Linked DNA regions of Homo sapiens: all the other regions are linked to region 3. A link is a loop called in an ENCODE intact Hi-C map of the cell type or tissue named here. Cell type or tissue: dorsolateral prefrontal cortex. All regions are shown on one strand. Each heading gives the region's core, and the rest is flanking DNA. Links, peaks and the distances in the headings are about the cores only.

Evidence for each region. A loop is a pair of places that touch in the nucleus more often than their neighbours do. Peaks named below come from ENCODE experiments on the same cell type or tissue, not always from the same donor. Only the 100,000 strongest peaks of a DNase experiment are listed, where the experiment ranks them.
Region 1: a loop joins it to region 3, with 5 times the contacts of the local background. A loop is called at or near these places in 7 of 110 quality-filtered maps.
Region 2: it touches region 3 in a loop (14-fold over the local background); 19 of 110 quality-filtered maps call a loop at or near these places.

Annotation. Positions count from the first base shown.
Region 1 is chr11:39,371,355-39,379,204 of GRCh38, forward strand. No RefSeq gene overlaps it. Among named protein-coding and RNA genes, the nearest start is that of LINC01493, 730 kb to the left of the region's middle. In dorsolateral prefrontal cortex, for the core only: a CTCF peak has its summit at 3,952 (motif pointing left); no DNase peak of the experiment used is centred there.
Region 2 is chr11:40,125,782-40,133,631 of GRCh38, forward strand. All of the region lies in intron 6 of LRRC4C (leucine rich repeat containing 4C), which reads right to left. Among named protein-coding and RNA genes, the nearest start is that of LRRC4C, 1.3 Mb to the right of the region's middle. In dorsolateral prefrontal cortex, for the core only: CTCF peaks have their summits at 3,696 (motif pointing left), 3,904, 4,844 (motif pointing right) and 5,043; a DNase peak (open chromatin) is centred at 4,840; H3K27ac peaks cover 906 bases.
Region 3 is chr11:40,289,729-40,297,578 of GRCh38, forward strand. The region is part of intron 4 of LRRC4C (leucine rich repeat containing 4C); the gene reads right to left. Among named protein-coding and RNA genes, the nearest start is that of LRRC4C, 1.2 Mb to the right of the region's middle. In dorsolateral prefrontal cortex, for the core only: a CTCF peak has its summit at 4,537 (motif pointing left); DNase peaks (open chromatin) are centred at 2,199, 3,717, 4,103, 4,533 and 2 weaker places; H3K4me3 peaks cover 3,144 bases; H3K27ac peaks cover 3,181 bases.

The DNA of each region.
Region 1 (7,850 bases), core at 1,884-6,883, 920 kb before region 3:
CCTTCTGGGTGCCCTTCCACAGCGTGGAAGCTTTACTTTCACTTTCGTTTTACTTTCACTTTCGCTTTAATAAATCTTGCAGCCACACCAAAAAAAAAAAAAAGATGTGTTTAACAGCAGTTGACATTAAGAAAAAAAAGTCATTGAATAATATATTTGATGGTAAGTTTCTATGAGTCAAAACTATGGTAAAGCTCTTTTAAAAATGCAAGTATTATTCTAGACAGGAGGTTAAATCTTTGCAAGGTGGGTTTGAATAAAGATTTACTGTGAATAAATGTAATTAACTATCTAATGAAATGATGAATGATCTTCTATTGAAGAGTTCAAGAGTAGAGTTTATGATGATCTGATAGGGATAATATATGTAGAAATATTGTTTCAGGTATGGCTAAAACTTTTAAAGTAATTTCATTCTAATACTTTAAGATTTGATTATACTACTGTTTGGTCCTTCACATTTCTATTTTACCAGTGAGACACATTTTAACCAGCCTCTTTCCAAGAATTTTTGTATAGCAAACAACTTAGAAAATAGAGTTAGTATTTACTTTCAGAAAAATAGACCAGACATGCTTACTGTCAGGATAATAAAGATAACATTTTCTTTTTTCAGAACAAAAAACAGACATGCTCACTGTCTGTTATAAAAGATTCAGGTCCCCTAAATTCAGAATTTTCTTTTGGTAATGCAGCCCTCGGGAATGTCTTCTCATATCCATAAACCTATGGCAAGCTAACTTGTTAGTTTGCAAATTAGCTTCAGAGTTTTTCATGCTTACCTTGGCCAAATTATGTAACAGTGTAAAAACTCAGTGGTTTTAAATTAATGCTTTTTGAGATAATGTGACTTAGTTATTGAGACATACAAATTAACTTAAAGCCAGTTGTTGCTGTTTGGTGAAGATTTCCTTGACCCCTTGGAGTTAGTCCTTAATAAATAAATCTTTATAGAATTTTGTGCTTGTGCAAGGTAAGATATGATATTTTATATGCCTCTTAATATAGATTAAAAGTCTTAACAATGCCCTTAAACAGCTTGTAGAGATAAATATAAAGTTATGCGATAGAGTGAAGCAAACTGCGATGACGTAGGAGGATGAAAGCAGTAGGATTTGTTTTAATAGAGGATAACTAAGCCAATGCCTTCAAGGGATGACCAATCTATTCCCGAACAACCATGGCAAATACAATACCAGTCAAACCAACCTCATGGTCCCATAGACCAGGCCAAGTATGTGAGACTGAAGCTTATTTTGTGGGTATATTGGTCCTGCTGTGATTTGTCTTTGATGGAAACTGGGGACTGGAGATAGATTGTGTTTCAGAAGACAACTATGGAATTAGATTAACCTTTGATTCCTCGGTGGCCACACTGTCACCCTTGTTATGGAGCTGCCCATGATGCCCTTCCTCAGCATAAAGCATCCAGAAAGATCAATGACCAGATTTCCCATGACTGAGAAATTGATAAATAGACTGAATGGATTCACAATAGTCCCAAAAATGTGTTTTTTTTGTTGTTGTTTTTTGTTTTTTTTTTTTTTTTGGAGATGGAGTCTCGCTCTGTCACCCAGGCTGGAGTGCAGTGGTGCGATCTTGGCTCACTGCCAGCTCCACCTCCTGGGTTCATGACATTCTCCTGCCTCAGCCTCCCGAGTAGCTGGGACTACAGGCACCTGCCACCATGCCCGGCTAATTTTTTGTATTTTTAGTAGAGATGGGATTTCACCATGTTAGCCAAGATGGTCTCGATTTCCTGACTTTGTGATCCACCTGCCTCGGCCTCCCAAAGTGCTGGGGTTACAGGCGTGAGCCACCACACCCAGCCTGTTTTTAACGTATAATCAAATTGACCCTTTTGGTCTTAAAACTTGAAACTTTTTGAAATTTGTTTTATCTGAATTCCTTACTCAGGAAATGACCTTTAGGTCTCTCAAAAATAAAGTATCAAAGAACTGAAACTCACCAGACCACCACATCTAGACAATCCCATCCAGATGTCAAACCCTAAATTCATCATGATTGTTTCCTTGCCCCTCTCTAGTTCCTGTTTTCTTTTCTTTTCCTTTTCTTTCCTTTTCCCCTTTCCTTTCCTTCTTTCCTTTCCTTTCCTTCTTGTTTGGAGAGGAAGTCTCACTCTGTAGCCGAGGCTACAGTGCAGTGGTGTCATCTCAGCTCACTGCAACCTCCGCCTACCGGATTCAAGCGATTCTCCTGCCTTAGCTTCCCGAGTAACTGGAATTACAGGTGCGTGCCACTGCACCTGGCTAATTTTTTGTGTTTTTTTAGTAGAGATGAGGGTTCACCATGTTGGCCAGGCTGGTCTTGAACTCCTGACCTCAGGTGATCCACCTGTTTCGGCCTCCCAAAGTGCTAGGATTACAGGTACCCAGCCACACTGTTGCATTTCTTTCCTTTTATTTAAACCTCTAGTTTTAGTAATTCAGGGAGATGGATTTGAGTCTGAGCTCCCATCTCCTCAGCTGTAGCACCCAATTATAGGCTTCTTCCTTGGCAATAATTATTGCCTCAGTTATTGACTTTCTGTGTGGCAAGCAGTAGGACCTAGACTGAACCTCTGGTACTTTCATAACACCAATTCTTGAGTTATTATATTGAGTATGAATTTTGCAGAGGAAAAAGAAATAAGATGCATAAGATACAGGCTGCTGTCTTCTCCAGGAAAAAAAAAAATGAGAAACAGGACAGGAGTTTTACTACTCTACCATTAGGAACAAGGAAAAAGAAACAAATTGAAGGCATAAAACTGGTCTCTCCAAGGTCTTACCGTAGTGAATATATAGAGAAACCTCAAGAATTCCAAGAGAGAACCAGTAAGGAAAGTATTTTTCTCTACCAACCCTGTTCTTCACACAATGGTAATAGAACTTAGAATAATCCATGCCCATAATATTCTAGATTGTTGTGATCCCATTTTTTATAGAAATTGGCAAGGCATACAACATGTATTTTGATTAATTTTTCAGACATATTATTGCAAAACCTATACAACAGGTAGAATCAAATGAATGAGTAACAGGTTATTTAATTCAAGTTGTTGTTCCAGTGTCTATCTTAGTGCTTGGCACAAAACAGGCACCAAATATCTTTCTACTGAATAACTGAATTAATTTTTATTTGTGTTGAGTAAAATAATTTCATATGATGATGAATGGAAATTGCTCCAGTTATATTAACCCTGCCTGGAGCTAGGTGTACCTTATTCATAATAGAGATATGCATTTTATTATTGTAATAGAAAACACTGGCTTTTATGCATAGCAACATGAAACTTATTAGGTGATATTGTCAGCTGAATTTACATTTAACCTGATTTCTTAAAGAAAAAAACAGCCTGTCATATCCAGAGTGAGATATTAACAGATATATATCAGAACTTCAGTGAGACAGTTTCTTTGAATATTTATAGTATTTATCAATTGTTGACATTTTATAGTGATTTTTTTCTTGCAAAATCCATTAGCTTGCCATGTTATCAGGCAAAAGAAATAGTCTATTGACATTAAAAATAATTTGCCATATTAAGGTAGACATCATTGTAGTAAGGAATACAAAATGAAGAAAGTAACAGAGAATATTGTCTACAGACAGCTTCTTTTAAGAATTAATACTCGGGGTGCATAAATATTTGAGTATTTCTCTAGTCTTATGAGATTACGCATATACACATATAATTTTTTTTTTTCATCTTAGGTCGTATTCTCCAAGATAAGACACCAATCACCATCTATGTAATTTACATCGTAAAATTTTGTGAAAGATGGTCTGCATGAATTCTTATTGTTTCTCAGCAGAAAGTTGAAGTAATCAGAATTTTCTTTTTTTCTTAGTCTTTCTTGTATTAAGGGACTATATTTTGTTAACTTTAAATATAAATGCTCTCATTTTGTTTGAAAATGAAAATTAAAGAAATCACTAGTGCCACCTATTGGTGGAAATCCATATTGTGAGCTGTGTTAATTCATCCTCAGATGTGCCCTGTGGGACGCTAGAAGATGTAAAGTGGAGACACAAATCGAAGTGAAGTGAAGTATATAGCTGAGTATCATGCATCACAAGGAGTAAGGGGTGTACATGATAAGCATCCTCATTTTATCCTAAGTTGTGATATTGCAGTGTAGATAATCCTTGTTTTACAGAAGAAGAAACTGAGGCTTAAAGGGATTAAATGCTACTTTATTCAATATATTATGTAATCGTTAGAAAAGTTGTGATTTTAAATACAACTCTATTCTTTTTACTGAATCAGAACACTTACGCAAAAATTTCAATGTACATTAACTACACATCTGATGAGGGATATGAATTCATAGCCTTCAATTAAACTGTATATTTGATTCTGCTATTCCTAAGTTACTGGATTGTTTTAATCATATTTTTAAGAAGGCTGCTCAATGAATTATTGAGCATTTTAGTGAATTTACACAAATATCAACTTAATTTTAGACTTTGCACTGACTTATTTATCTACAAGTTTCTGAAGCCATTTGGTGTTTTTTACTTTTGCAGGTAAAGGATTCTGGCTTAGAGTAGTGTCAATCATATGTATTTTAAAATTTGTTTATTTTGACTTATTCATGCTTATATTAATATTTGAGTGATAGTTCAATATCCTTACAAAAAAATGGCAGCAACAGTAAACCTAACACACACGCTATATCAATAAATGCATAGTAGCTCTTACTCTTTTACTTCTACCATCAATGATTACAAATAGAAAAAATAATGTGTTCAGTTAGGCAGGACTAAGGGCTAGCCTGGAACTTACTGCTCTACCATCTTGTGGTCATCACTTCAACTCTTCCGATCCCAATTATGCCTTTGTAACAGAAATCATAGTGATCACTTTTTTTCTCAAGACATCCTCACATCTGCAGTTGGTTTAATATTATAAAGTATACAAAAGATATGAAATATGTGTTTATTTATTATGTCTCTTCCATTTCCATTAAATGTTATAAAAGAGATAGTTGTATATTTTAAGGCTTAACTCTCCTTCCTATAGATAATAAAATTCCCAGTAAGCAGTCTGACCCCTCTTCAAAAATTTCCAATGCCCTGCCAGAAAATGTAATAAATATCAAAATTTTGTTTCCAAGTTTGCAGGAAAATAAATGTCTATTAAATATAATAAACAGGTAAAAAACTCTCCAACTTTAGAGAGGTCCCTATGATAGTCTTACTTCTATTGTATTTATAAAACAAAGATAATAAGATATTAGATGAAAAGCACAAACTCCAAAGATTGAGGGTTTAAATTAAAATTCTGTCTTTATTTCTTTGGAGCTTTATGATTCTGGAAATGTTGTTTTAGATCCTTGAACTTCAATTTCCTCAGGTGCATAAAAACTTATAGGATTACTTTAAGGAATTAAATGAAATAATGTGCAAAATGGTAGTCAAAATGAGTACGAGCTATTAATCTTACAATATTTAAGCTCTGAGTTAAAAACAATGGGTTAATTGGGTTGTCAAAGGTAGCAGTCTTAAAAAAACTTAAAACGAGCACCTCCTGCTATGTTATTTCTGTTCATCGCTTTTCAGATCTCACGGAGTTAGAATTGTCTTAGAATCTTTTTTTTAAATTTTTATTTATTTATTTATTTATTTATTTATTTATTTATTTGAGACAGAGTCTTACTCTGTTGCCGGCTGGAGTGCAGTGGTGAAATCTTGGCTCATTGCAACCTCCACCTCCCAGATTCAAGTGATTCTCCTGCCTCAGCCTCGCAAGTAGCTGGGACTACAGGGGCACGCCACCACACCCAGTTAATTTTTGTATTTTTAGTTGAGATGGGGTTTCACCATGTTGGCCAGGATGGTCTCAATCTCTTGACCTCATGATCCACTCGCCTTGGCCTCCCAATCATGAAGCAGGCGTGAACCACTGCGCCTGGCCAGAATATTTTTTTTAATTCTTTATCTAAGTAGAAGTGAAATTTCATAAAAGCGATACTTAAATGTGTATTACTTCTTTCCTTTGTTTGCAATATTTTTGTGCCACCAATTTCAATCCTCATTGCCTACCTGGGCTGGTTTGTAATAGCACCCAAACTGGCCTACCAAATGACATTATCTGCCTTCCAAGAAATTTCATATATTGCTGCTATCCAATTCTTGTTAAAGTATAAATCTTATCCTAACTTCTCTTGTTCACATACCAACAATTCCAATGCTTAAATAATGACAATTATATCATATGTCAAATTCATATACTGGCATTCAAGGCTCTCTACAACTTTTCCCATCCTGTTCCATAAAACCTCATATTCTATCTTCCTGCCCTATACACCTAGACTTTTCCTTTAGTGCCACATGTACTCCTTGGTTTTCCCTTAGAGTGGCTTTGCTTACACTAGTGGCTCTATTTTTGATACATATCTCAATTATCACCATTGATGGAAATCCTTTTTTCAAGATTCAAAACAAATACCAAATGTCTTAACTCCTGATTTCCCAACTGAGTTTATTTGCCATAAAGCATGGATATGACATGACATACTAAATGCATTTTTTATGCCTCAGTTTTAATTGTCCTCAATTTTAACCAGGTTGGCTCTTAGTAGCCATGTAACCTTGGACAAATCACTGAATTTTGAGCCTCACTTTCTACTTCTGTTCAAGGTGGATATTAATTAGTATTTAGCCAACTTACAGAATTTATTCTACTTGGAAGCCAAGTGGGATAATTATGTGATACTACATTGAGGCTACCTTAATGTTATCTTGGCAAGGTCCTAAGGAGATTGGAACTGAAAACAGGATAAAGCAGTAATCTCCTTGGACCGCCTCAACCAAGGTTGCATAGCTGCAAATTCTGGATCTTTCTAGAGTCTGGATACAGCTTGAATCTGAATCCAGATTGTCCCTTTTCAGAATAGTAAATCATACACAGAAGCCAAATTATTCACTGGTCCATCCTGTTTAGGGTTTTTTGGGTTTGTTTTGTTTTTGTTTTTTTGAGACAGGATCTCACTCCCACTGCCCAGGCTGGAGTTCAGTGGTGCAATTTCGGCTCTTTTCAACCTCCAGTTCCCCAGGCTCAAGCGACTCTCATGCCTTAGCCTCCCAAGTAGCTGGAGCTACAGGCATGTGCCACCACGCCCAGCTAATTTTTTGTATTTTTAGTAGAGATGGGGTTTCACCATATTGGCCAGGCTGGTCTTGAACTCCTGACCTCAAATGATCTGCCCGCCTCGGTCTCCCAACGTGCTGGGATTACAGGTGTGAGCTATCACACCCAGCCTTATTTAGGGTTTTGAAGATGGTAGATATTGAAACAGATACTGAACAGGCAAAAGCCCTGTACTTTTGAGAGTCTCATAAATCACAGAAACATGTCAGCCCAAATAGGGGAATATAATAGGTTATTTAAAATGAAATAACAATTCTCAACATGGCAGAACACCCACTTTGTTACCTCTATTTGGGTTATGATTTGTGGTTATATAGTTATACAACTTTGAGCACTATCTTTACTCTCACAGTGCCTGAGGAATATTTTGCAAAATTAAACCATTCATAAGTTGTTTGTATATATACGTATGTCTAAACATGATATGCATGAAGTATGATACCAATTCCTTACATTGGTTTTTAGATGGTCATTGAATGATAGAATTATTTTGTATAAAAATATTTAATTACATTTTAAAAAACACTGTAGTCTTCTTTAAAAGATTATTGGGGTCAAAAGTATGATAATGATAACTTGGTTGATATAAATAAAGGTATAAAAGACAGAATTTTGGCCCAAATCCAGAAGCACTCTGGCTGTGAGTGACCAGAGTTTGAATATTTACTGGGAGACAGAACCTCAACTGTGC
Region 2 (7,850 bases), core at 1,884-6,883, 160 kb before region 3:
CTAGAATACACAGGAGAAAAAACAAAGCAACGAATTAAATAACACCATTACCAAAGGTAACACACTTCTTCAAGTTTATTTCATAAATATTTCCTAATATAGATCATTTATTTTCCCATTTTTAACCCAATCTTGCAAATCTTGAGCTTTCTCCACCCCTTATGCAGGAGTATGTAGTTCTGTAGATTTTCAGGGAAAAGAATTTTTTTTGTAAATATGCCCAGGGCTGAATCAGTAGGTAAATGTAATGGAAATGCTACAACATTTAAATGGCTATAACCCAGTGAATCAACCTGTCAAGTTAACAAGCAGCTGTTTGGCTAAACACACTGACTCTGCAATGTTTCTAGAAAATGCTAAAATTTCAGAAGTTGAGATTTACGAAAAAAAAAAAAACCCACCTGACTCTGCATTTTCATTCTTCTAGAAGACTTATTTGGCTTACAGTGGAAGAATGTATAATATATTCTTAGGGTTTATGTTTCTCTGTAGTCAGGACGTCTCACCTAATGATATTATAATGTTGTCACTAGTGTTGTGACTATATGTTACTAGTGATAACATTACCATATCATTAGGTGAGATGTTCTGACTACAGAGAACTATGTACTAGAAAAGTAAAACAACAACAACAATGTGGCTGCCACCAACATGGGGTCATGTGCTGGAGTGTATAATAAGGATTGTAAGAGAGGTAAATTACCTATGTCTTCAAGAACTTTCCAATCTTGGAGGTATAAAACAAATTATAGACATATATCAAAAATTTAAAAATGTACATATATGCATATAGGTACTAGTGTAAATCAATACATTCAATATTTACATGCCATAAAGAATTACCAGAGATTAATGTAGGCATAGCTAATCAGAGAATGCTTTAAGAAGAGAATTTGGGGACGGGCGTGGTGGCTCACATCTGTAATCCCAGCACTTTGGGAGGTCAGGGTGGGCAAATCACCTGAGGTGGGGAGTTCAAGACCAGCCTGACCAACATGGAGGAACCCCATCTCTACTAAAAATACAAAATTAACCAGGTGTGTTGATGCATCCCTGTAATCCCAGCTACTCGGGAGGCTGAGGCAGGAGAATAGCTTGAACCCAGGAGGTGGAGGTTGCAGTGAGCTGAGATGGCACCATTGCACTCCAGCCTGGGTGACAGAGCGAAACTTTGTCTCAAAAAAAAAAAATAAATAAAAAGAAGAAGAGAATTTGGGGCCAGGTGTAGTGGCTCACGCCTATAATCCCAGCACTTTGGAAGCCAAGGTGGGCAGATCATGAGGTTAAGAGATCGAGACCATCCTGGTGAACATGGTGAAACCCCGTCTCTACTAAAAATACAAAAAGTAGCTGGGCATGGTGGTGGGCACCTGTAATCCCAGCTACTCCGGAGGCTGAGGCAGGAAAATCGCTTGAACCGGGAGGCGGAGGTTACAGTCAGCCAAGATTGTGCCACTGCACTCAAGCTGGGCAACAGAACTAGACTCCATCTCAAAAAAAGCAAAAAAAAAAATATAGAGATTTGGAATTTTATGCAGGTCTTTAAAGGAATATAGATTGGCATGGAGGCGGGGCAGTGTTGGAGGAGGTAGGAGCTTACTTATGAAAGCAGAGGAGTAGGAGCACAAAATAATAAGAAAACTGTCTTAATGGAAGTAAAGGACTTACACTATAGAAGTTAGTTAAACTAGCCCAATTGAGGGGCACTGCAAGCCTAACAAAAAAGTTTGAATGTATTTTAATAAAAAAAAACTTAGAAACTTGAGGCTTTTAAGCAGGAGAGGGAATGATGAGAATATTGTTTTGGAAAGTTTCTGCTCTTGTCCCTAAAGGAAATTGCAGAGAAGACTTTGATGAGAAAGTAAATGACTTTAATAATCGACGTCCCTAGTATTGCTTTAGAATGAATGGAACCGATCTCCAATCTGATTATCTGACTACTGAGATGTGTATAGTTCAAATTAATACGCCCCAGTTAAAATCCTGTTGAGCATGAAATACCAATGAAGAGAAAATTAGCTTCTGCATATGGTCACGTTAGAAAATATCAGGGTACACAAAAAGAGCAGTGTATCATTTTGGAATCTCTGATCTGCAAGTCAGGAAAAGAGGCATCTTTGATATCTAGAGTGGCTCATGTCCATGCTGCAGATTGCACACAAAGGACTACTAAACACACATTTAGTTTTAGTCCTCTTTCTAATTTGAAACAATGCTGAAGCACAAAAAGAATGCCCAATCTACAATAGTAAGACCCAGCAAAACAAAAACCAGCTTTAGAGTAAAATGCCCCGGAGGGTTGGTTTGGTATTCCTGACTGTTTGATCTTTGGTAAATTGGCCTTCTCCGAGCTGCACCTTCCTAAGTAGGAATGATGATAACAATACAATAAATAGACATTGTGAGGATTACACGAATTAAATGGCATAGTGTACACTGAAAGCGAATCCCCAAACTTGCCCCTGAACCTCCATAAAAGCCGCTACCATGTGACCAGTTGCACAAGGCAAAATTGTTAAACTCTTCTTTGACTTTTCTTTTTCTGTATTCACCTGCAGCCCAGCACTATTCTGATTCAACCTTAAAACATAATGTGGGTCTGTCTACTTTTCCTCATTGTCTCTTTCTAGATTATATGTTATCTTCATTTCCAACTTGAACCTCTTAAACACACTGCCATCAATTTCCCTACTTTGGTTAACTGCATTATGACAATTCATTCTTTTTAGAGTATTTAGATTGAATTTTTAAATTAAAAATATGTTCATGCTATTCTTTTAGTTGAAACACCCCTATTAGCTCCATACCTTTTTAGAACAAAATGCAAACTGCTTTGGTCTCCAAGACTCAGCCTGACCTCTGTCTGCTTCTCCCACTTCTCAACTTTTTCTTACTCCACCTTCTCGGTTCCACCCCATTGGCCTTTCGTGGTTTCTCAAAAGATTCAGCCTTGTTCCCGCCTCAGGACCTTTGTACTAGGATTCCCTCTGCCTGCAATGTGTATCCTTTGATTTTTGCGTGGTTGGTTTTCCTTTTAATTCTGGGCTCACTTTAAATTTTACCTTCTCAGAAAGTTCTTTTTGATTACCTGGCAAAAAGTATCCCTTTTGTCATATTTAATAAGTTACCTATATTCAATTTTCCTCATAGCACATATCACTATTTGTTATTTTTTCTCATACGCTCAGGTGCATATTTTCTTACTGCCTGTCTCACCTCAGTGGAAGGTTAATTTCCATGGAGTAGAGACTTGTCTTCCTTATTCAGCAGTATTCACCTAGAACAGTACTCATGGAGTGTTTGTTAAATGCATGAATGAATGAATGAGTGCCCCACGCAGACAGAAGCAGGTTGAAAACTCATTAAGTCAAGGCTGTAAACGCACTAAGGACCCATAGGATGTCATACTCACTTATTGATCCCTAACACCTAGTAGAACCCCATTCACATAGCAGGAATTTCATTGATTTTTGGAATAATGTTTTCCAGTTTGTAGTTATTTTCATAGAAGTTTCTCCTACAAAGAGCTGAGAAGAACAGTGATTTAAAGATCATCTCACTGTCTCTTTGCATGTTTTTTTGAGGGGGATGGGGTAGGTGATAAAGTCGGGGAGATTTCCCTATTTCTTTTTCTCTGTCTATTATTATCAGTAGCAGCCCTGTTTTATGTTTGACCAAACAATGCCCTCTGCTGTATGTGCCTAAAATAACATGATTGCCTTGAAAATTTCTGCCTAAGAGGATGCCTAGTTGTTTTCATGATTTGCTTCTTCCCACCTACATGTACTCCAGAACTAGGGAGGACTGGATTAGCTTTCAGGTCACTGCATTGGATCAGAACACTTTATAACAGAGAAGAGAATTCCTAGAGTCAGCAAATGACTTTAAAATGGAGGGGCTTCTTGACCACCACATGCCTGCTACAGAGACTCATTTGAACCATTTATTTAAAAATCCATGGGTGGAAAAGATCTTCTAATTCTACTATCACAATCTAAAGCAACAAGATAGAATAGGCAAGGGACTGGGGAAGGCTATGGCGGCTCCAAACCTTGTCTTAGCAACAAAAAGTCAAATCTACTTCATGCTAAAAAATCCGACCCAGGGATAGAGTCACAGCTTGGCAGGGCTAAAAATAAAAATAATTTGTTTTTTTTCCTGCCTGTTTACACTCTCATGATGCTGGAGAGATAAGTGTACCTGGCATGAGGTTTCTGGCTGTTTATGAATCCTTTCGATCTTATTCACTTTTTGATATTAATTATTTAAGAAAATGTAAAATATAGATGACCAACTTGTTTCTCAAATTATAGGGTGGAATTTGAGGTGTTTGGGGGTATGTTTATGTTTTTGACAGCAATTTGCTTTAGTGAAATGTATAACCAGAGAAAAATATTTAAAATCTCGAGCTCCATGTACTGCTAGATATTTCACTCTCCAGGTAATGAAATCAGAATGCTCCAATGATTAGAAATATGCCTGTTTGTAACAATGCCTACATTCTCCTTTGTGCTAATATTTTAAGTCTGGAGCCCCACAATGCATGAAACTGTTGCTTCTTTTTTTCTTCCTGTTTTTTTTCTTTTTTCTTCAAGTTCAAGGGCCATTTAATGATTAATACATGTTATTCCTTATCTCCACAAGTGGTCTTTTCTTTTCATATTTTTCCCATAGGAGATTTTCAAAGCAACATTTTGCAGACTTAGTGTAACAACACATGGGAGCCTAGACAATCACAGTGCAAGAAAGCATAGCCCATCAATAGTTCCCCAGTGCCTACAGAATTAAGCCTAAATCCCTTACTGCCTCTACCCACTAGATGCCAGTAGCAACCTCAGTTGTGACAATCTACAGTGTCTCCAGACACTGCCAAATGTCCCCTGGGGGGCAAAACTGTCCTCTTTGAAAACCACTGCCTTTGTGTGACATGTAAGCCCCTCCATAGTGCTGTGCCATTCTGCTTTCCCAGTTGTATCTCCCACTGTTCTTAATACAGTCTAGGCTGCAGTGTGTTCCGACTCTAAAAATACTCCCTCTACTTTTCCTCTTTGGGGACTTGCTCCTTCTTACTTTAGATTGAAATTACCTACTCTGATTTTTTTTTAAATCAAAATTGTACCCAGTCAGAGCCAATTTTACAATGGCTCTTTCTACTAGGCTGTCATCAGCCTTATTGATCAGTATAAATCCATCCTTTCCCTAAATTGTCCGTAAAGCCAAGACTATAACACTTACCAAATCCACGTTTGCATGTAAATGTTTGGGAATGTGTTCAACCTATTTCTTCATAAGTTTTCTCAAAGACAGAAACTGGTTGATATTTAGGCATTCAATAAATATTAGCTGAATTGAATTACGGAAATGTGTCACATATTTTAATTCATAGTCAGCAGCCAAATTGATAAACTAATTTTATAAAAACATAATGTATTGAAGTCCATTGCTAAGACTTATATGTGAACCAAAAAGATAGAAAAGGTATAAAACTTAGTTTAAATGGCAAAGAGAGGGCTCAATAATTACTCCTTGTCACCCTCCATATAAACAAATGAAAATTTATATATTAAGATTGTGAAGAAGTAAATTACCAAAAATCAGCATGTAAATAGGGGATTGAAAATGACGGTTTAGGGTAAAAATCTATCCTTAGCAGCAGTAACCTGTATCCTAAATATTACATCCAGAGTATCTTGTATATTATGTATGCTCAATATAGGAATAAATATGTGGCCTCAAGAAAAGGTTGATTGTTGCAGATTTCTAGCTGCTTACACAACTAAGCAGACACTAATAGTACATAGAGACTTAAAAATCAGAGACACAAATTTTTGTAGTACCCTTCCGTGAAACTGCCTGGGGATTGAGTGTTGTGATTTTGGACTCTATTATTGTGAGGATAAATGAGTTAATATAGAAAGCTTTAGAACAGTGTCTTGTACATAATCAATACTGTAGGAATATTTGTTATTGTCTTCATTGTTTCCATTATTCGTCTAGCACTGATGACAGTTAAAGTCCGTATATGGAGAATGGTTGATGCGTCAACTATAATAATATAACACTAAAACAATTTGAATCATACAATTAAGTTCTCTTAGTTTTATTTTTCATCAATATCCGTATTTGATTATTATTTCCTTTTCCATGAAATTGTACAGTACCATCATGGGTTCCTAAGAAGTTTATTAATGGGTTTCAAATCATTTATGAACCTCCTGAAAGTATACGCCAATTTTTGTTTAAATGTGATTATATATTTTTATAGAAAGATTATTCATTAGTCTTAACATCATACTCTCAAAGAGATTTATGGCTGCAAAAAAGTTTAAGTTCCATACAAAATAATTGATAGACTGAAGTGCTTGAAAGGTCTGTTAGAGTTCTAGCTATAAATTAGCGAATTGACATTCTGCTCTATATATCAATTTCTTACGTGTTTAGCAAGTACATTTACAACCTTCTCATAATGAGCTACCAAAATCAAATTTCTGAGAGTGAAAACCCAGGTCTTGAGTAAATTCCTCAAAACAAATGCCCGTTGGGAAGGGTCTTGGGAGGTAGTCTACCCTGGTAACAGCAATCTTTGCCAAACAACTTAAACACCAGTACACTGGTGACATTTTGTCACTCCACGTCATTTCTTTAAGGAATTTGTGGCAATGTATGAATCAGGATGCAGAATGATAAAATAAGGTCCTGTGCTCCCTCAATAGAGCAGAAATGGGACCTTCTCTGTTCCAGAATTTTCTTTCATTTTGCTATAGTTTATTCCTCAAAGGAAAATGTAGTAATGCATTAACTAATGCATTGATGTTTATCTCTTAGGGTGTTTTGGGTGACCATGCCTGATGCGAAAGGAGAAAACACTGTACTTATGAATATTAGTGGAAAAACAACCATATAAAAGAAATAAATAAAAAATAATATTCTATTAAAACAAACATAACCAAAACCCCAATAAGGATCCTCCCTCAATAAACAAATCTAGTGTTGGAGAGAGGGTAAACTGCAGAAACTGGTCATATGTTTTAGCTTCTCGGGATGCACAATAGGCTGATTTGCTCTAGGCTTTCAGTTTGAAAAATATAGGGGAGAGAAAAGCGTATAAAAAGGGCTGAGTATTTCAAATTATGTTTAATCAAAATATGTAGAAAATTATTTTCCATATATATTTTGTTTTCATCTAGGTTAATGACAAAGCAAGTAACTAAAGAAGTGCTTTTGAAAAAAGATCTAAGAAGACTATCTGAAACGTAAGTCCTTGGCAAGGCAGTCAGAGAAGGATGTGATTTCAGTAAGTTGGTAATGCGGTTAATAGCCTTGCTTCCCAGGCTTCCTTTGGATTGATGACTGGCTGGGAGGAGTTGATAGTCATTAACCCCCAACTTCTCATTAATCCTTCGAAAATGCTCTGTGCTAAGGTCACCAATGCCTTTATAGGTTGAAAACAAACAAACCAACAATATACCCAGAAGGTGTATGGATTTTTATAATGAGCAATGCAATTTAAATTACCATGCAAGGCAATCCGAAGAGAACAAATATCATGTATATAGAGTCATTCAGATTTTAAAATCACCTCCCAACGTTTTACCAAGTACTTACTTCCTTGTTCATTATTAAATAGTACAAAACCCTAATTTCCTAGAGAGTAACCAAAAACATATTTATAACCCCAGGCGAAGCACTAAAGATGTCTGGGATTTATTTTATAGTAGAGTGCGGGGAAAGATAATCTCTAAAGTCATTTCAGCTATAATAATATATGATTCTAAGTATATTCTCTAACGCTATACCTACCAGGGAACTCCAATTCAGTAACTTGCCATCATTGATCATTTGTAACAGGG
Region 3 (7,850 bases), core at 1,538-6,537:
CCCAGGTGGGCCATAGGTTCCTAACAGTAGAGTTGCTGAAATGATTTGCCAGTATGAAAGATGATGACACCTTAGATGCCCCATTAACTCCAGATTTGCAAATGTTTAAGTGGAGGGGATGGGAGGACACATTTCAGACCAAAATTTTAAACAGATTCTCTCTCTTCACTTCTTTCCCTTTCTCTCTCTTAGGAAAGTTGCATGTATACATTAAGTGTGGAGGGCACAGGGAGGAGGTGACACTATCAAGGAGAGGAATGTGCTTTCAGACCTAATTAGAGCAGCACTGAAGAAATTTTGATGTCAACAAAAGATATATATATATATGTAGAAAATAAAATCTCCTCCAATTGGCAGACCCAACCTAGTTTCAAGGCTGGGGTTCCCATGTGAAGCCAGGAACTCAACTATAAAGTGAAAAAGCATCAAGTACATGTTTTTCCTCTTACTTTCTTTGTCATTGTGCTAAATTCCAGCTGAGCAGGAACTTAATATAACTTGAGTCATTCCATGTCTACAAATGCTGACTTAACTGTGGTAACGTAAAACAAAGCAAATAAGCAAACGAATGCAAAAAAAGTGCAGAGAACTATGAAAATATATGCACAAGCCTATGGGGATTTCAGGGAATAAAACCATCTTGCACAATTATTTTCATAGGTTGGTAAATTTATTGCCTGATCTGTGTTCCAACAGGAAACATGTGCCCAGAAAAATAAATTAGAGAAGTGCTCAGCTGTAGGCTAGTTTAGTTAAGGAGTAATGAAAAGGATAAGAATAGATGATGTGAGTGTAAGAACAGGCTCAGATGCTTTCAGCTGTGTGTTTCTGGTTTATATTATCACCTCTCTAATATAAATCTAACTCTACAGTTCTTTAATGACTCTCTGGGGACCACCACTCACAGGATTAAACACTAAGAAGGGACCCAGGAGAGTGCTGCCTTTCATCTCCTTTGGGATATGTCAGAGTTGTCGATCTTATTTTTTTTTAAATGGTATTCAAGCCAAGGTTACCTAAACTATGCTATAGAAAGGAAAAGAGGAAAGGAAGAGGGAGAGAGGGAGGAAGGGAAGAGAGAAAATGAATGTTGGAGTTTGTAACCCTGGAGGTCTAAACTGGCAGAAGTTTTATTTCAAGCTCTCAGGACCAATGTGCCTTCCTTTGACCCTTACTCATAAAACGGCATCCAAAATACAGGAGTAGCCAGGCTATGTATACCTGTCCAGTTTGGATCCCAAACTGACTTTTGCCTGGCGTTCTGAGGCTTGTGTGAGTCACCTGTCTCATGCTGTTTGGCCATTAATGAAAGAGTTATAGCTTCTCTAGGCCTCAGTTTCCTTTTTTTATTGACTTGAGATCTCTGGAGAGTCTTCTGGCTCGAAAGTTATATGAGTCTATGATTCTGATAGAAGGCCCCAGAGAGGAATAGCGAAGGGGGAAGGGGAAAAGTTCTGTAAAAAAGGCCAGCTCCATGACTTTGGCAGCTATAGGGGAGGAGGGAAGGTGATCCTACAGGCGCTCAGACTTTCTAAGCATTTTCCACCTTCTGCTTTATTTTTTATATTGGCCTCTTTTTCCAAGACAAAGCTGGCACATGAGAAGTATTAGTGCTCAACACAACCTCTTCTTCAGCTGCTTTTTCTAAGTTACCACAGGACACTAGATTTCTTTCTTTTTCTGAGGAGCTGTGAACTGGTGATGTTGGAAAGGTTTCTGGCAAAACCCAAGCCACTGCTCTACAGTCTATACACAGCCTCTCTGTAATCCAAAGAAGTCCTCAGTTAGAAGGGGGTGGAGTTGGAGAGAAGTAGGTCCTCCTTGTTTCATTTTTAGCACTGGTGTGAACCCGGGTAATCTGAAGACCACATCTGGGCATATGTATGCAAGAGTGATTGTGGAAAGTACAGCCACTTCTCTCCACCAGCTTCCTTGCCCAAAAACCCACCCTTTCTCCCTCCACCCACGCACCAGCCAGAAGCCACCCTTCATCGCCTTGGTTTATTGTCATATTTTTGTGTTAATACATTCTGTTGATCTGCAATGTCAGGTTGGATAATGAAATTTAAATTGAGTCCCTTCGATTTCCAATAGCGAAACATTTGTGCATCTAACTCCGGGGCTGACAAACAACTTAAATGCATTCTGGAGTGTCAGTCACACAGCACTGGCACCCGACACTGCAGCGGCTTTCTTGGGGAGCTTTTTTTTTTTTTCCTGGTGAACATTTGCAAAGGCGTCTGCCCAGGATGCAGTCAACCTGCATCCTTATAGCAAACTGGCTTATCAGAGAGCAGAGACTGATGAAGCAAATGCGTGGGCCACCCATTCCCTTATTTTCTGGCCCCCAATAGCCAGTTCTTTAAAAAAAAACACCAAAGGGGGAGAGAGGATAAAGAGACCAAGAACACCAAATTAACTGACATTTTCTTCACCAATAAATAAGAAAATAAGGGTCACTCACTGTATTTCAGACTGATCACAGCAACATCCAGATGGAAATCCAGGTGGTTAAGAACAAGAGAAAACGCATGATCTTGATACCAAAAGGAATAAAAATTAAAAAAAAAGGAGGTTGATGAAGAAAAATCCAACTGCAATTATCCGTCAATTTTAGTCAACATAGGCACAAATCCAACTGTGCTCTGCTGGTTTCTCTCCCCCAATCAATGCCTCAATCTGCCGCGGTCAACTTTTCTTCTCTGAAATTTCTTTGCAGATGTATTATTAATTTCCTCTCCTCTTGTGGGAAATTCAAAAAGAAAAGAAAACACCACCACACCAGTTCTTTACTTTACTAAAAAAGCCCCAAACTTTTCATTCCAAAAATATCTCCTTGGCTCACTTTCTCCTTTATAGAGAAAAATGAACATACTTTTTTCTTTGTGAATCCTCGGTTCTTCATTTCCAATCATCCTTTTTTTTGGGGGGGGGGAGGGGAACAGCTGCTTTAAGATTATTTATTTATGTCAGAACACACCAACCCCCGCGGGTCTAACTCTGGTTTATTTCATTCTTGAATGCTCCCTGTGTGCACATATACACATTTGTGTTAAGATCCAGGGCTCACAAGAAAAAGCTTCGTTCTTCCTTCTCTCTTGCACAATCAGTTTATCCATTGCGTTCGGTTCCAGGAGAAAGCTGCGTCCTGCATCCTTCATTTTTGCAAGGCACCCAACAGCCACCACCACCAAAAAAAAAAGTCTCCTTTTACATGGTCAATTCCTCTCCCCAGCCTCCCCTTCGAAGAATTTGGGGAGCAACTTCCCCCCCACTCTCCATCCTTCCGGCCGGCCCCTTCGCCAAAGATCTGATTAGATTTCTCATCACAACCCAGTGCGCAATTGAATTTTTGATTTCAGCCACCCGGCCAGCCACCTTCCCCTCTCCCCTCCAAACTCCGGTTATATCCTGTCTCCTTCCCTCCACCGCCTCTGCAATTTCATAATCTCACGTTAAATGGAGTGCGGGGGGCGGGGGCGGGGGCGGGGGCGGAGGTAGTGGAGGAAAATTTCAAGGCTCCGTCAGCTGTCAAGAAGAAACCCATTCCTCCCCCCGCTACTTTTTTTTTTTCTTTTTAAGGCTCGGGGTGCCTTTCCTTCCTCTGTCCCCGCCCCCACCCCCAGCACCCGGTCCAGATCCTCCAGGTGTTGCAGAACTCCGCGGTCGGGGCCGGGATCACGGGGGAGACGCAGGATGCGGTCCCTCGCCGGTGGCCCCTGCCAGCCCCCGGGTCCCCTTCTCCTCCATCAGCCGGTAGTGGCTCCGGGAGCGCCGAGGTGATGGAAGTTGAGACTGGGGCTTTTATTTCAAATGGGGAGGGCGAAGTGAGGGGACAGACAGGGTGGTAGGCAAATTAAAAAAAACACACACGAAAAAAGAAAGAAAAAAAGAAAAAGAAGAAAAAAAGAAAAAGGAAGAAAACGGGTAAAAAAAAAATTCCCTAATCGCTGGCTCTTCTCATCCTTCTCAAATGCAACTGCAGCTTTGATCTCATTTCCAGCTGCGTTGGGTACATTTTGGAGCCACAAGTTGGTTCCCGTTGGCGCAGACCTTCCCGATGTCTGCTAGTCCTCTGCGAGGAGACGCGTTCTCGGGAGCGCAGCTGCTCCGCGCCGCCCTTAGCGCCATCGCCCTGGCTCACGGCTCCCTGCGCGGCAGAAACCCCAGTCCCCTTCCATCCACTTCGGTTTGAACTCTCTTCCTCCCCCTCCCTCTGCTCTCTCCCCTCTTTTTCTCCCAAATAAATGCTCTCCCAGCACCGGCGGCAGCTCTTGCCAGCCCAGGCTTTCTCTCGACCAATGCCACGTCCTGACGCTTAGGGTCCTAGCTTCCAAAAGCTCCTTTCGGACTGCAGTCGCCTTCCCTCCTCTGCCCCTCTTTCTTTCCCCTTTTCCTTTCCCTTTCTCTGCTTGTGATCAGTAAAATACAATTACCCAATTACCTCCCATCATCTTAGCACTGATTGGTCAATTGCATTAACACTTGAAGTCAGGGAAGAGGGGATTGGAGCTTCAGAGATGTGGCTCTGCTGCCACCTGGAGGGCAGAGCCAGAACAGCTGAGTCTAAAAGCAACCCCCACGCTGGGAGGTTCAGGCTGTGTGGGAGAAGTCAGTTTTTTCAAAAAGCTTGCCTGTTTTCATCCAGAAATCCAGGAGTTTTGAGCTACAAAGAGGAAGACATTAAAATCAAATCACCACTAAGATTCAAAATTATCACCAAACACACAAAGCTGTTGCTTTCAGGTTGCAGGTTAAGAGCCTCTCCCAGTCAAGCACACTGGTCCCAAGCTGAGGATTAACACAGTACTATTGCTTAGCCGGGCGCGGTGTCTCACGCCTGTAATCCCAGCCCTTTGGGAGGCCAAGGTGGGCGGATCATGAGGTCAGGAGATCGAGACCAACCTGCCCAACATTGTGAAACCCCGTCCCTACTAAAAATACAAAAATTAGCCGGGAGCGATGGCGCGCGTCTGTAATCCCAGCTACTCGGGAGACTGAGGCAGGATAATTGCTTGAACCCGGGAGACGGAGGTTGCAGTGAGCCGAGATTGGGCCATTGCACTCCAGCCTGGGAGACAAGAGCAAGACTCCGTCTCAAATAAATAATAAAAATAAATAAATAAAAAAAAAGAATAGGCTCATCAGAAAGAATCCAGAGTAGCTTAAAAGCTACTCGGGAGGGAGGCTGCGGTCGAGCAGGATAATCTTACCAGGAGGAAGCAACTGTAAAGGCGAGATAGTAGCCTTCAGCCTATGCAGTGTTGCAGTAAATTGGCCTGTTCAGTTTGTACAAGACATCCAGGACAGCTTGACAACTCAATTCCAACATCCCCTGCTCCAGGATGTGGACTTTTCCATTAACTCGTGTTAGAGAAATAGTTGGCACATTTCAAATTCACTGGGTCTCCTTAGAGGGACTGGGCCAACAAAATAATGCTATTAATATTATGTTTACATTGGTTTCTTTCTCCAATGTATAATTTTCATAAGGCCCTTTCAGTTAATCTATGGGCATTCACTTTATGTCATTTATGTATGTAACCTTGAGATAGGAATCAATAAAATTAGGAATGATAATTTAAACAGTACTATATATATATATATGGAATAGATTAAATAAATGTTCCTCTGTTTTGTATGCCCTAAGTGATGATCTTTGCACTGATTTTCTTTATTTTTGAGAGAACAGAATATGTACTTGGTTTAAAAACAGTTTTAAAGAAAGTGAGTAAATCATAACGGAAGGTAGCATCAAACAGAAAGGAGAAAAGATTTATTAAGAGAACATCAGAGACATATCTAAGTTTATACAAAATGCTATTTTTTTCCTCTTCTGTTCCCATTATACTCCACGGTATTTCCTTGTTTGAGTTAAAAAAATTTCATCTGTAATGTTCTTTGCATACTGAGAGCATGCTGTAACGTGCATCTCAGATGTCAGTACATGCAAGAGGAAAGACTTTTCCTTACACATGGATTGTGATTTATTGTAATTTCCCCATCTTTTTGGAGAGCTTTGATGTTATGAATTACATGAAAATGTGAATTTCTCGAGGGTTAATGGCATTGCTTCTATTTTTAAGTGAATGCTGTATTGATTGATTCAAAACACTAGTGGGCAGTTGACTTTAATTTGTGTTTTGAAGCTCTTACCCTTATATGCTAATTATAGTTTATCCACTAATAAACGATTAAAAAGTACATTCACTAGCTGCACTAGATAGCTTCAAAGGAGTCTATCCTCTGATTCTGAAGTAAGCTAGAAGCCATTTGAAATGAAAATTTTCTTTTTAGGGATTTTGACAGCAAAGGAAGGCCAATGATTTGTTTTTTTCAGAGCTGATTATTAGCTCTCTACCAGACATCTTTAATACTATCAGAATGAATTAATCTATTAGGCAAAGCAGCAGGGACAGGTAAGTGCTATTTGGCCAAAATGGAAAAAGGAACAGCTTCTCTTTCCTGTTAACCTTCCCCTTCAGCAGCTACAGTATCTTTACCCACATCATTGACTCATTCACACTATATGACCTTGAATTCGTCACATGGCTTTCATTTTTAGATTTAGATTGAACCAGTCATTATTGAGCATCCATATGGCATGGTTTTTTGTTACACTTTTCTCATATATATCACCTTATTTAGTACTCAAAACAACACCCTGAGAGATTTTGAAGATGGAAAAAATGAAGCTTAAAATCACAAACTTGGTAAATGACACAGCCAAAATTTGAACCCAGATCTACTCAATGCCAGTTCTTCCAGTTTTGCGATAACATTAAGGTTTTGGTAACATGGGGAACAGCTGTATATCAATTATCAGCATGCAGGCTGTCATTTTCTGCCCTGAATGCCAGGCATGAATTTGTAACCCTTTCAGAGGATGGCAATACCACATTTGTCACTGAATGACCTCACCCAAAAAGAATTGGAATAAGTAGTAAACAAGCTAACTGTCATGAAAGTACACATGCAAACCAAATTGTTGCTGAAAAAAAACATAATTATAGATATTTATGCAGTAGAGGTTGCCAGGTACTATTAACAATGACAGAGTATGTGTTCAAGTAAAAATTTCTATAAAAGCTCTTTCAGAAGAAATAATATTACACCACCACCCTTCCCATTAGCCCATCTAGTTACCAAAAGCATGGAGAGGACAAAATGCTTATTGAAATGACATGACTTGGGAGAAGAGGAGGCACAGTGCTAGCATGCTAGATTTGTTCTACGGACATGCAGATTTCTACTTTTGTTCTTCTCTGATTTGTAGATGTGAGACATTAAACAAAACTGTTATCTTATTTCACTGTATGTTCGTGACTATAGCTGGTGTAATCATTAGCAAACAGCAGGGGACAGCATCTTGTAATCAGAAATACAAAATAGCAAATAGAACAAATTCAGTAACTTTGCTTAAAAATAAAAAAGTGAATGTGTCTATTGTGTTTATTAATTGGATTTAACAAGCTGTAGGCAACTCTATTGAAGCACAATACATACTTAAAGTTTGTGTCTTTATGCTGTGTTATAAATCCTGGAAATAAATATTCTCTTTTCACTTCCAATAGTATTACATAGGGACCAGAATATCCTCCGGGATAATCGTATCAAGCTTGCCTGTATAGTCACACGTAATGACATGTGAATTAATTTCATTAAAACAACTTATTTTTTCAAAACTACTTTGAATTTAAAATTCAATACTCAGCAGGAGTTTACTAAACATGTTACATTAGATAATATTCTATAGATATTGTATTTTGGAACTAGATGATATCCTAATAATCCTCTATTCTTTATTTCTTGAAATATAGATAAAAGGTCCTAAAGTCCTAAATACTGAT